Linked DNA regions of Homo sapiens: region 2 is linked to region 1. Evidence: read pairs that join two places in POLR2A ChIA-PET (ENCODE). Cell type or tissue: endothelial cell of umbilical vein. All regions are shown on one strand. Links, peaks and the distances in the headings refer to the core of each region. The heading gives the core; the rest is flanking DNA.

Evidence for each region. Peaks named below come from ENCODE experiments on the same cell type or tissue, not always from the same donor. Only the 100,000 strongest peaks of a DNase experiment are listed, where the experiment ranks them.
Region 2: POLR2A ChIA-PET joins it to region 1 with 5 read pairs; 2 of 35 experiments call an interaction of 5 or more read pairs at or near these places.

The regions. Positions count from the first base shown.
Region 1 is chr1:119,630,371-119,635,747 of GRCh38, reverse strand. All of the region lies in intron 1 of ZNF697 (zinc finger protein 697), which reads left to right. Among named protein-coding and RNA genes, the nearest start is that of ZNF697, 15 kb to the left of the region's middle. RefSeq lists silencers at 4,021-4,180, 4,271-4,320. In endothelial cell of umbilical vein, for the core only: no CTCF peak of the experiment used is centred there; DNase peaks (open chromatin) are centred at 1,617, 2,737 and 3,977; H3K27ac peaks cover 2,702 bases.
Region 2 is chr1:119,774,177-119,779,553 of GRCh38, reverse strand. No RefSeq gene overlaps it. Among named protein-coding and RNA genes, the nearest start is that of HMGCS2, 8.0 kb to the right of the region's middle. In endothelial cell of umbilical vein, for the core only: no CTCF peak of the experiment used is centred there; no DNase peak of the experiment used is centred there.

The sequences.
Region 1 (5,377 bases), core at 227-5,226:
AATCACTACTGTGTTATCTTCCTTTTCATCTGTACATGATCTTCCATTTTTCATCCCCTTAGAAGGTGATTCTAGGGAGGACCAATAATTGATGTACTTAATCTACTGGACACTCACATCCTTTCATTAGTTTGTCTGTCCTGGGGATAAAGCATTCCCCTAATAGAATTGTCACAACTAGGACCCCTAATCCAGTTTATTCCTTCTTGGTTTGGAGTGTAGAGTTGCTGCATTAATGGTGGAAATAAACAAGTTCTGGTGGGCAGGATCATTTTTTAGTTGTTTGGAAATATAAAAGTAGATGAAAATGGAAACAGAATCTGATTCTATTTTGAACATAACAGCTATTCCTTTATCTCATTTTTAAAAAGAGCAAAAAGCATCAAACTTAAGTTTCTATTAGTATCTTTGCTCCACTGCCCCTTCTCCCACTTCCCATGAGCTCTGTTCAGTATTAAGCCTTGTAACCACTCTTGTTCTGGCATGATTTATAAAAGCAGGCTATTCCTTTTATGGAAATCACTGATATTTTATTATGTTCTGGCCAAAACTTAAATGAACATAAATAACCCAAAATTTCAGAAAAAAATATAATTATCCATTTCAAAACTTTTTATAAGCTTTCTAGTAAATATATAAAAGTAGATAAAGTAGTGTAATAAGCCTATATATACCACCATCCAGCTTCAACAGTGGTCAATATATGACCAATATTGTTTCATCTGTACCCCAGCCCCTTCCCCTTTGTCCGGGAGTTATGTTGAAGCAAATTCTAGACATATCATTTCACTTGTAAATATTTCATTATATATCTCTTAAAGATATAAGAACTCTTTGTACACTTAATCTCAGTACCAACACCTGACAAAATGAAGTTCCTTGATATCAAATATCTAATTAGTATTCACAGTTCCTCCGTTGTCTTATAATTTGTTTCTGTAATTTGTAAGTTTGAGTTGGCATTCAAATAAGGTCAGTATATTGGGGTTGGTTGATATTGTTTATGTTTTTTGACCTACAGGTCTCTCTACTTTCCCCTTTCTTTGCCATTTTTGTCACTGTTGCATTGTTATTGAAGAAAGTGGATCATGTGTGTTACATTCTTTCCTATGATCTGGTTTTTGCTGATAATCTGTTATTTTTAAGGAAATAAGAGTAACAGGTATGTAATTATTTCAAACCTGTTTTTAAGTGTATGCAAATGTTTTACTTCATGCTGAAAACTAGCTGTGGAAGTTAACACTTAATTAGGCAGGAAAATTCAGGCATCAGGTGACTTCTTTACATTTTTATTCCTGTTTTTTCTTTTTGGAAGATATCTTGGCAGATTATAGGGAGAGGTGTCACTTACCCACTGCTGAAATGCACTGGGCTGGAACACGCCAGCCATTCTTCATCAACAACACCAAACAGTTATTTTGGGCAAAGAATTAGAAGAGCGGTTGTTTTGTTGTTGTTGAATATACAGTGGGAAGCTGGGGTGATTGAATGTGTGCCTCAAGTCCTTTGGCCCCAACACCCCTCTCTCCTTATTTGCTATGATAAGCATTCTCTTGAGGGCTATTCATTACAGTGGAAATATGATCACAGAATCATCTGGGTTGGAAAAGACTTCCTGAGGTCACCTGGCCCCATCTGGCAACGTTAATATGGGATTCCAGCATCAACTTTCCCAGAACAAGGCTGTCTGTTAACAACTCACATAGCTCACATAAACCCCTGGTGCAGTCTTAACCTGTTTTCTCTTTTGTCCTTCAGTGAAATAGATGATTAAATTGCATGTCTTTCTGCTGTAGGAGTGTTACACAACTAGGACCCCAATCCAGATAACACACACATGTGGCTGTGTAGATCTTTAAGATTAATCTTGATTTTTCCCTGCCATCCTCTATAGCACATATACCCTGAGACTCTATTCAACTATCTGTATGTAGTAATGATTTTCATGAAAAATGTTTAAATGCGTAAATATGATGCAATTACTGCAGACTACACCTTTAAGCTACAGTATGTATGATGGTTAATTTTATGTGTCAATTTGGCTGGGCCACAGAATGCCAAGATTTGTGGTCAAACATTATTCTGGGTGTTTTGTGAGTATGTTTTTTAGATGAGGATAACATATAAATCAGTGGACTTCGAGTACATTGCCCACCATAATGTGGGTGGGCCTCATCCAATCAGCTGAAACCTGAATAGAACAAACAGACTGATCTTCAGAGGAATCTTCTGCATCTGCTCTCTTGGGTCTCCAGCCTGTCAGCTGACCCTACAGATTTTGGACTTGCCAGACCCCATAATGGCATGAGCCAGTTCTTTATGATAAATCAATCTCTCTCTCTCTCTCTCTCTATACACACACACACACACACACACACACACACACACACATCCTATTGGTTCTCTTAGGAGGACCCTGATTAATCAGTGTGCAAAAACAAAAAGAAAAGACAAGTATATGTCCTCAATTTATCTGGCTATTTTTTGAAGATGTGTTTTATATTAAAGAGATGCAAAGATCACTGGAGACACCATCCGCAAAATTGAGAGTCTGGCCACAACTCTTCTAGTAAAACCTGACTTTCAGTCACTTTCCCTTTCTAGCCTTAGTTTCATCTCTGTAAAAGAAGGTTAAACGAAGGGATTTCCAAGGTCTGTGATTTCCTGAAATGCAAACATGGAACATTTGAGCCAGCTGCTGAGAAAGTGTCTAGAGATAATAATTCTGAGGGCTGCCCAAAGTTTCTCTTACTAAACAAAACAACTGAGGGTGTAAAACAGTAGTGGTGGTGGAGCACAGGGAATAAAAAACCATCAACAGAAGGATTTCCTGTATATAAGGAAAATATACAGGAAAATGGATCACCCTGATTTATGTCGCGGAAGATTCTAATCAGTTAAATGTAAAATATGGATAGTAAATGCCAACGGGAAAACCTGTAGCTTTTGTGACTTCTCAGCTGAGGGCAGATAGTCTAACTTTGAGGGCACTTAGGATCTGTGTCTGCGTTGCACTAATTCTTATTTCGTGCAGGAGGAATAGGGTGGTGGTGGAGGATTGGCATTTGTGATAAGCTGAGGCTGTCAAGCCAAACTGAGGGGCCCTAGCCCAACCGATGGACAGGAAATGTCTGACCCCAAGGGCATTTGTGCTATTCCTGATCACAGAGATTGGAAGGAGCCTCAAACTGGTGCTGACCCATGGGGATGTAGGTTGGTTTCTCTGTTGCCTTGGTTTTGAGCCTTTTTGTTTTTCCACCTTGGGCTTCCCTCTCCAGGTAAAAAAAGCAGTAACCACAAGGCAGAAACCATATTATTTTAGCTCCTCTTGTCTGGAGAGCGGGCAACACTTAGGTGCAGTAATCTTTTGGCTGTCCCTGTCTGGAATTAATGTTCACCCTCACGCAGCAGTCTGCCACTTGGGTGGCTGGCATTTTGGGTTGGGCAGTCTGGGTTTGTGCCTGGCCAAGCCAGCTGAGGGGAAGTTCGCCTGCCACGTTTGGTTGTGGACACATTCTGTGTAAGGTGCTTACCCCTTGCTCAGTAGAGGCATCCCCTGCAAATATGGCGAGGTGGCTTTCTTTGCCCTTTGGGTTCCTTTTGACCATAAACTTAGCAGTGAGGAGGCAGGACCTTGATGGTCATATCCCCCGAGAGGCTAGCTGACTTTTTACCCAGTTGGTGCTGAAGATGGACAAATGATTAACCCCCTGGAATCTCTGGTTAGACCCCAGTTGTGGTCATGAGTTCAGCCTTTTGAACCGCAGGCTGAAATTGTTTTTCCAGCGCTCTACCCAATCGGGTGTCCCCGCCTGGACTCTGCTATGGAAGCGCTCCCTTGGGAAATAGTGGTGGGCAGGGGGGCGTGGGAAGAGGAGGGAGGAAGCCTCCAGCTGCTGCTGGCCGGCCCTGCGTTCCTCTGAGGAGGTAGGGAAGGGACCCTCGAGATGAGTGGGAGACAGGAAAGGAGCTGCAGTCTGGAGGCCCGAGTGGGAGCCGCTCCTGGCCCGCCGCCCGCCGGGCCGCTTCCTTCCCCTGACATGACAGCCCTGCCGGCCTGGCTCCCCGCCACCTGGCAGCGGCCGCCGCGGCACATGACTCCTCCGCCCTCTGCCCTGGGGGCTGGCGGGGCCCAGGCGGGGCCCAAGCGGGGCCCAAGCGGGGGCTGGGAGTGATCTGCTCTGGAACTGGCCGTCCCTGCTGGTCGGGGCTGCCAGGTGCGGCCCGCGCTGCTTCGCTGGGAACTGGCCTTCCTCTTCCAGTCCTAACGCGCTTGGCCATTTGTCCCTTCTAGGAGCCAGCGGAGGGGAACACCTGCTGTCTCTACCTGAGAGAGACGCCGCCTGGGGTTCACCTTCCCTGGCCTCAGTGTTCTTTACACGTCAAACGGGTCACCCTGATTTACCTCTCAGTTACTGGAGTCAAAGGAGATGGACCCGCTGCAGTGCATAGGAAGGTGCTTAGGTCCGCTCCAAGGAGACACCGCCTCCGCGGTGCCATCCACGCCAGGGGCCGCGTGACAGCTTGGGGTCCGCGCAGAAGGCTGCCTCAGCGAGGCGGCAGCTGCGCCCCTGCTTTATCTTTTAGAGGCTGGGAGACTTGGTGCTATTTCTGGCCTTGGTTTCTATGTAAAATCCAGGTTGGTGGGGGAGTTGTGTACACTCCTCTGCCCTAACCTCTTCATAGGAAGTTAGGTTAAATCCACAAAGTGGTGGGGACCTTGTTCAATAGGGATAGATTTCACAGGTAGCCCCAAAGTGGGGGATTTGGCGAATGTGCCAATAAACTTGGTTTAAATTCTAATTCTGGCTCTGCTACTGGCTTCAGTTACCCTCCCCGATCTTCCCACCTCATTCCCTCCCTTCCTCTTTTTTTTTTGAGATGGGGTCTTGCCCTGTTTCTCAGGCTGGAGTGCGGGGGAAGGTGGGGTCAGTCTTGGCTCACTGCAGCCTGGAACTCCTGGGCTCCAGTGATCCTCCTGCCTCAGCCTCCCAAGTAGCTGGGACTAAAGACATGTGCCACCACACCCAGCTATTTTGTAAAAAGTTTTTGTAGAGAAGGGATCTTGCTCTGTTGCCCAGGCTGGAGTCTTTTTCTCTTTTTAGAGACACTTTATCACATTCACCTCTGCTCTGTAGCAGTGTCTTCAAAGTGATCTTTCTTTCAAGTGGGGTTGAGTTTGTCTAGAAGGCTCTTGAGCATTTTCCCAGTGATAGGGTGATAGGCCTTACTTTTTTGAAATTGGGGTAGGGGAAAGAGACATGAAAATATCACAAGTTCTAGAAACCAGGATTTGAGCAGTCTTGTTGAAGTTGCCCAATCCCACCTTGAAGTGATCTGCATCCAAGAAAAAGGTTTTGTGATGGTGGTGGTGGAA
Region 2 (5,377 bases), core at 52-5,051, 140 kb before region 1:
GGGTCAGGGCTGGAGTACTACTGATCTTTCATAGAAAACGCCTTTTGTTAAATTTTTGTAGAAGGTACTTCTCCTTAGCTATCAGCTCTCTGGGGTTCTACAGTTTCCACCATTAAACTTCATGCCCTTCTGCCTGCTTCACACAGCCTCTGATGTTCTCTTGACTTTCTAGTCACTGTTTAACTCAGCAGATGCCAAAGTAATGTAAAACAAAAACAAAACAGGTTTTAAAGTCTTTAGCTCCAGAACAACCATTTTTCTGGAATTGTCTCCTCCAAAAAAGAAGGTTCCAAGACTCAGGGTCAGGAAATTTCTCCTCGACTTAGTGTCAGTTTCTCACTTTGCAAATTAAAAAAAAAGGGGGGTTGTGCCAGAATCATGGTGTGTTTTCTGTTTGCTTATTTACATTTTTCTGAAATGAGTTTTGTCTTTATATTGAGAAGGGAACAATCAAGGAAACTTGCTCTGTGGGAAAAAAATTCACGTTTGCTGTCCAGATGTTTTTACTAAGAATTCCAGGCCGGGCGCGGTGGCTCTCGCCTGTAATCCCAGCACTTTGGGAGGCCGAGTCCGGCGGCTCACAAGGTCAGGAGATCTAGACCATCCTGGCTAACATGGTGAAACCCCATCTCTACTAAAAATACAAAAAATTAGCCGGGCGTCGTGGCGGGCGCCTATAGTCCCAGCTACTCGGGAGGCTGAGGCAGGAGAATGGCGTGAACCCGGGAGGCGGAGCTTGCAGTGAGCCGAGATCGCGCCACTGCACTCCAGCCTGGGCGACAGAGCGAGACTCCGTCTCAAAAAATAAAAATAAATAATAATAATAATTCCAGATATTTTACAATAATTTTCAGGCACAAGAGTTTTCACGAGAGTAGGAGTCCGGAGTCCCTGGCACCACCACTTAACCAGCTACGTGCACTTGAACAAAGCACTTCATTTCTGAGGCTGTGTGCTCTGTCCAGTGGCTTTAATACTTGACTTTTCCTCCAGATCGCGTCTCCCCATAACCAAACATGTCCTGAGTTCAAAAGGAAGGGGAAAAGAAACACCAATAAGCACACACAAAATTTATGTTTTATCACTGTACTATCAAATCATACAGCCATGGATATAAAATTTATGTTTTTATGATTATTTATTTTTCCATTTCCAGTTCCCTCCCCGAATCCACTGTGGCAACTATTCTTGTTTTTAATCTGTTTTTGTGAAACGCATATTTTTGTTTTGTGGGTCTTTATTTTAAACTTATATAAATGTTACTTTGCATTACTTTAGCACTGCCTTTAAGATGCATCCATGCTATCATTTGTACATTTAATGTGCTTTTTCTAACAATTTCACAGCACTTTGTGTCATATCTCCAACCACATTTTACCCATCTCTCCCCAAAGATGGACACCCAATTACCCTCAACTCCTTGTTTGAGCTCGATTTTATTTTTCTCTACATCATGTATTAAATAATCCATTTGATTTTCTGCCAATTGACCTGGGGTATGATATTTGTCATTAAAATGTCCATCTATACATGAATTTCCTTTTGATCTCTCCGTTCTACTCCAATGGTCTTTTTTTTTTTTTTTTTTTTTTTTTTTTGTGGAGGTGGGGACAAGGTCTGGCACTGTCACCCAGGCTGGAGTGCAGTGGCACTATCATGGCTCACTGAAACCCCCGACTACCAGGTTTAAGCGATTCTTATGCCTCAGCCTCCCCAGTAGCTGGGATTACAAGCACCCACCACCACACTGGGCTACTTTTGAATTGTTAGTAGAGCTAGGGTTTCTCCATGTTGGCCAGGCTGGTCTCAAATTGCTGGCCTCAAGTGATCCACCTGCCTGGGCCTCCAAAAGTGCTGGGATTACAGGCATGAGCCACTGCACCCGGCCTAATGATATATTTTTTCTTGCACCAAAACCACACTGTTTCTATTACTAGAGATTTGTACTAAGTTACAGTGACTGGTAAAAGAAATCTCCCTCATTATTCTTATTTTTCAATTTTAACTTAGTTATTTCTGAATATTTATTATTTCTTTTCAGTGTAGTTCAGAATAATAATTCAAGTTCCTCAAAAAATCCAACTAGAATTTGTATGGGGATTGCATTGAATTTTTGGATTAATTCGGGAAAAACAAATACCTTTATAATAGTAAATTGTGTCATCCAAGAGCACAGAATATTTTTCTATTATTTTAAAATCAGCTGGGCATGGTGGCTCATGCCTATAGTCCCAGCACTTTAGGAGGCCGAGGTGAGAGGATCGCTTTAGCCCAGGAATTCGAGACCAGCCTGGACAACATAGGAAAATATGTTGCCCTACAAAAAAATAAAATAAAATAAATAAGTAAAATTATTTTCTCTACAAAAAAAATAAAATAAATAAGTAAAATTCTTTTCTATATTATCTGTTCAAGTTGTAAAAGTTTTTCATAGAGATCTTTTATAACCTTGGTTAAAATAATTTCTAGACACTAGTTTTTGTTGTTATTGCGAATTGCTCTTGTTGGTTCATTTTTTCATCAAATTTTCTAGTTGATTAATGCAAATGTAAGGAAATCCTACTGATTTTTATAAACTGATGTTGTCTGTTGGAACTTTGTTGCATCAGCAATACATTTACCAAAGTATTTGATCAGCTATGCTTTTTCTGTACTTAGTACTGCATCCTCCTGAATTTGTTTTTCTCTACAAATGTAAAGAGATTTAGCTTCTTCCTCCGATTCTGTTTCCATTACGGGTCTTTGAGTGCCTGAGGACATATTTGTTATGCCCCTATGTTTGAATGACAATTTCATGTGTCATCTTCATCAGTTCTTTAAATATATTACTTCATTGTCTAATTGAGTCCAGTGTTGCTGATGTGTAGTACAATGCCACCTGACTTTTTTCTTTTTAGGTGATCTTTCTCTCTAGCAGCGTTTAGAATGTCCTGTTTGTCTTTGTGTACTCTAGGTCCATTTTCTCCTGAACTCTCTTGTTTGTTCCTTGATGAGCTTTTTTTTTTTTTTTTTTTTTTTTTTTTTTTTTTTTTTTTTTCTGTTGAGACTGAGTCTTGTTCTGTCACCCAGGCTGGAGTGCAGTGGCGTGATCTCAGCTCACTGCAACCTCCGCCTCCGAGGTTCCAGCGATTCTCTTGCCTCAGCCTCCCAAGTAGCTGGGATTACAGGCACGCCCCACGACACACGGGTGTTTCTTGTATTTTTAGTAGCGCAGGGTTTCTCCATGTTGCCCACGCTTGTCTCGAACTCCTGGCCTCAAGTGATCTGCCCACCTCAGCCTCCCAAAGTGCTGGGATTACAAGCATGAGCCACTGTGCCCAGCCTTTTTTTTTTCTTTTTCTTTTTTTAAATGAGATGTGTCATCTTTCCTTAAAAATGGAAATACGTCTTTATTAGTTCTAATTTTTCCTATGTGGGGATCCCGTTATTCAAATAGTCTTGCTACTTTTATTTCTAGTCTCCCAACATCTTAGCACTTTTCTAAATGTTTTCTCTCTTTGCTCTTTCCTTTTTTGTGAGAGTTCCCCAATCAAATATGCCTCCTCACTAAAAATATGCCTCCTCATTAATTATTTTTAGTTACATCCATCCTGTAATATTTCTCATTTAGCATATTCTTTATTTCAACATTATATTTAAGTATTTATACATGTAATTCTTAGTTATGATTTCTTTTTAGTGCACTATAGTAGGAAATCTTTCTTTGTGTCCTTGAGTACATGTACTAGATTATTCTACATTCTTGGTCTGTTTCAGGTGGTGCCTGTTGTTCAGGGTGCTGTCTTCCTTTTCCAATCCCCAGGTGTCTGATTATGTTGGTGTGTGAGTTCATGTTCCTTGGTGGTCATGGCTGGTGCTTCTGGGGAAGCACAGAAGGCCTGGTCCCAGCCTATGTCCCTCCAGGCATATGTAAGGTGAGGGACGGGGAGGAACCCCACAGTGGAGAGCCCTAGACATGGCAGAAGACCATCCCTGTTTGCTGCCTCTTCACCTGGAGACTCCTGTGACCAAGGTTTCACATTTAAGCTGCTAGAAGGCAAGAGCACCAGGAGGAAATTATTGCTGGGACACCCATCTGGGGGTTGGAAATGGAGGTTTGTTGGAGTGATTGTCAGAGTGTGATTGCTCAGTCCGAAACTCTTGTCATCAAAGAGGCCCCACGGTAGGGCTTTTACAATGTTCCTCCTCTCACTGCCACCCCCCTACCCCGCCCAGCCATCCTCCACCTCAGGCTCCAGCCCTTCCTATCCCCAGCTCTGCCTCTGACCTTTACACATCCAACTCCTCAGAGATTTTGTGGCAAGTCAGGTCTCACTAATGCAGGTCTCAGTAACAACTGTTTCAGTACTGACTGAGTGGTTAAGTTAAATATTAAAAGCTGATTAAGCCAGTGCCCTTATACAAAGGCTAGATTGTATCAAAAGCCCACCAAGAGTTTTGCCCAGGCCTCTCCTGGGCCTTGAAGCATTACAAGATAACCAAGGAATTCTTAACAGGACCCGTTTAGAATTAAACAAGTTTTATTGGGGGTCTGAAAAAAACTTCCCAGGCCTCCACAAACAAGTTTATTGGGAGTCTGAAGGAACTCCCCAAATCTCCATGATTTAGCAGGAGACGAGATAAGGTTAATCACCCCAGCACCTGGACCCATTTAGATTAAGTAAATTTACGAGGCTCCTGAGGAAGGTCTTTAGGACTGAGACCTTAGTTATAGATTAGAAGAAGTTAATCACTGATGTCTTTAGATGAATGCACACTTACACGTTGACATATAGCTTAGAAGGTATATAAGCCCTGGAAAATTTTGTAATTTTGAGCTGGTCTGGCAATATTTTCCCGGCCTTCTCCCTGTACCTGGTTATAGAAATAAACTCTCTTCTTTCCCAGTTCACCAGCATCTCGTTATTGGGCCACAAGAATAAACAACCCAACCTTCGGTTTGGTCCAGGAACAATTTCTGTCAGATTTTTTTATAAATTGTTTTTCAAATTAATACTTCCTTTTTTTTAAGTGCCTTTCAGTTTGATTTTGGAAGAAGCACTCCACAGCCTATGACAGTTTGCCATATTGCCAGGTAGAAAAGTGATGACATGATAAAATGTTATGCAAATATAAAATATGATAAGAACTAGGACAAATACTTGATAATTATCTATCAATAAACTTCTAGTGCTCAAAAACAAAAAAAGAAAAGGAAGTTAGTTATGGGTATTATTGTGACATTATTTGTTTGACATAAAGTGGCTGTGAGAACAGATTTTTTTTTTTTAACTGTTTAAGTGTCTGTGAAGATGAAAGCTTGACAATAGACACTAAGAAGGATTGACACGTAGTGATGCCGGGGTCAGGTCCTTGAGAGCTATGGGCAGCTGCACAC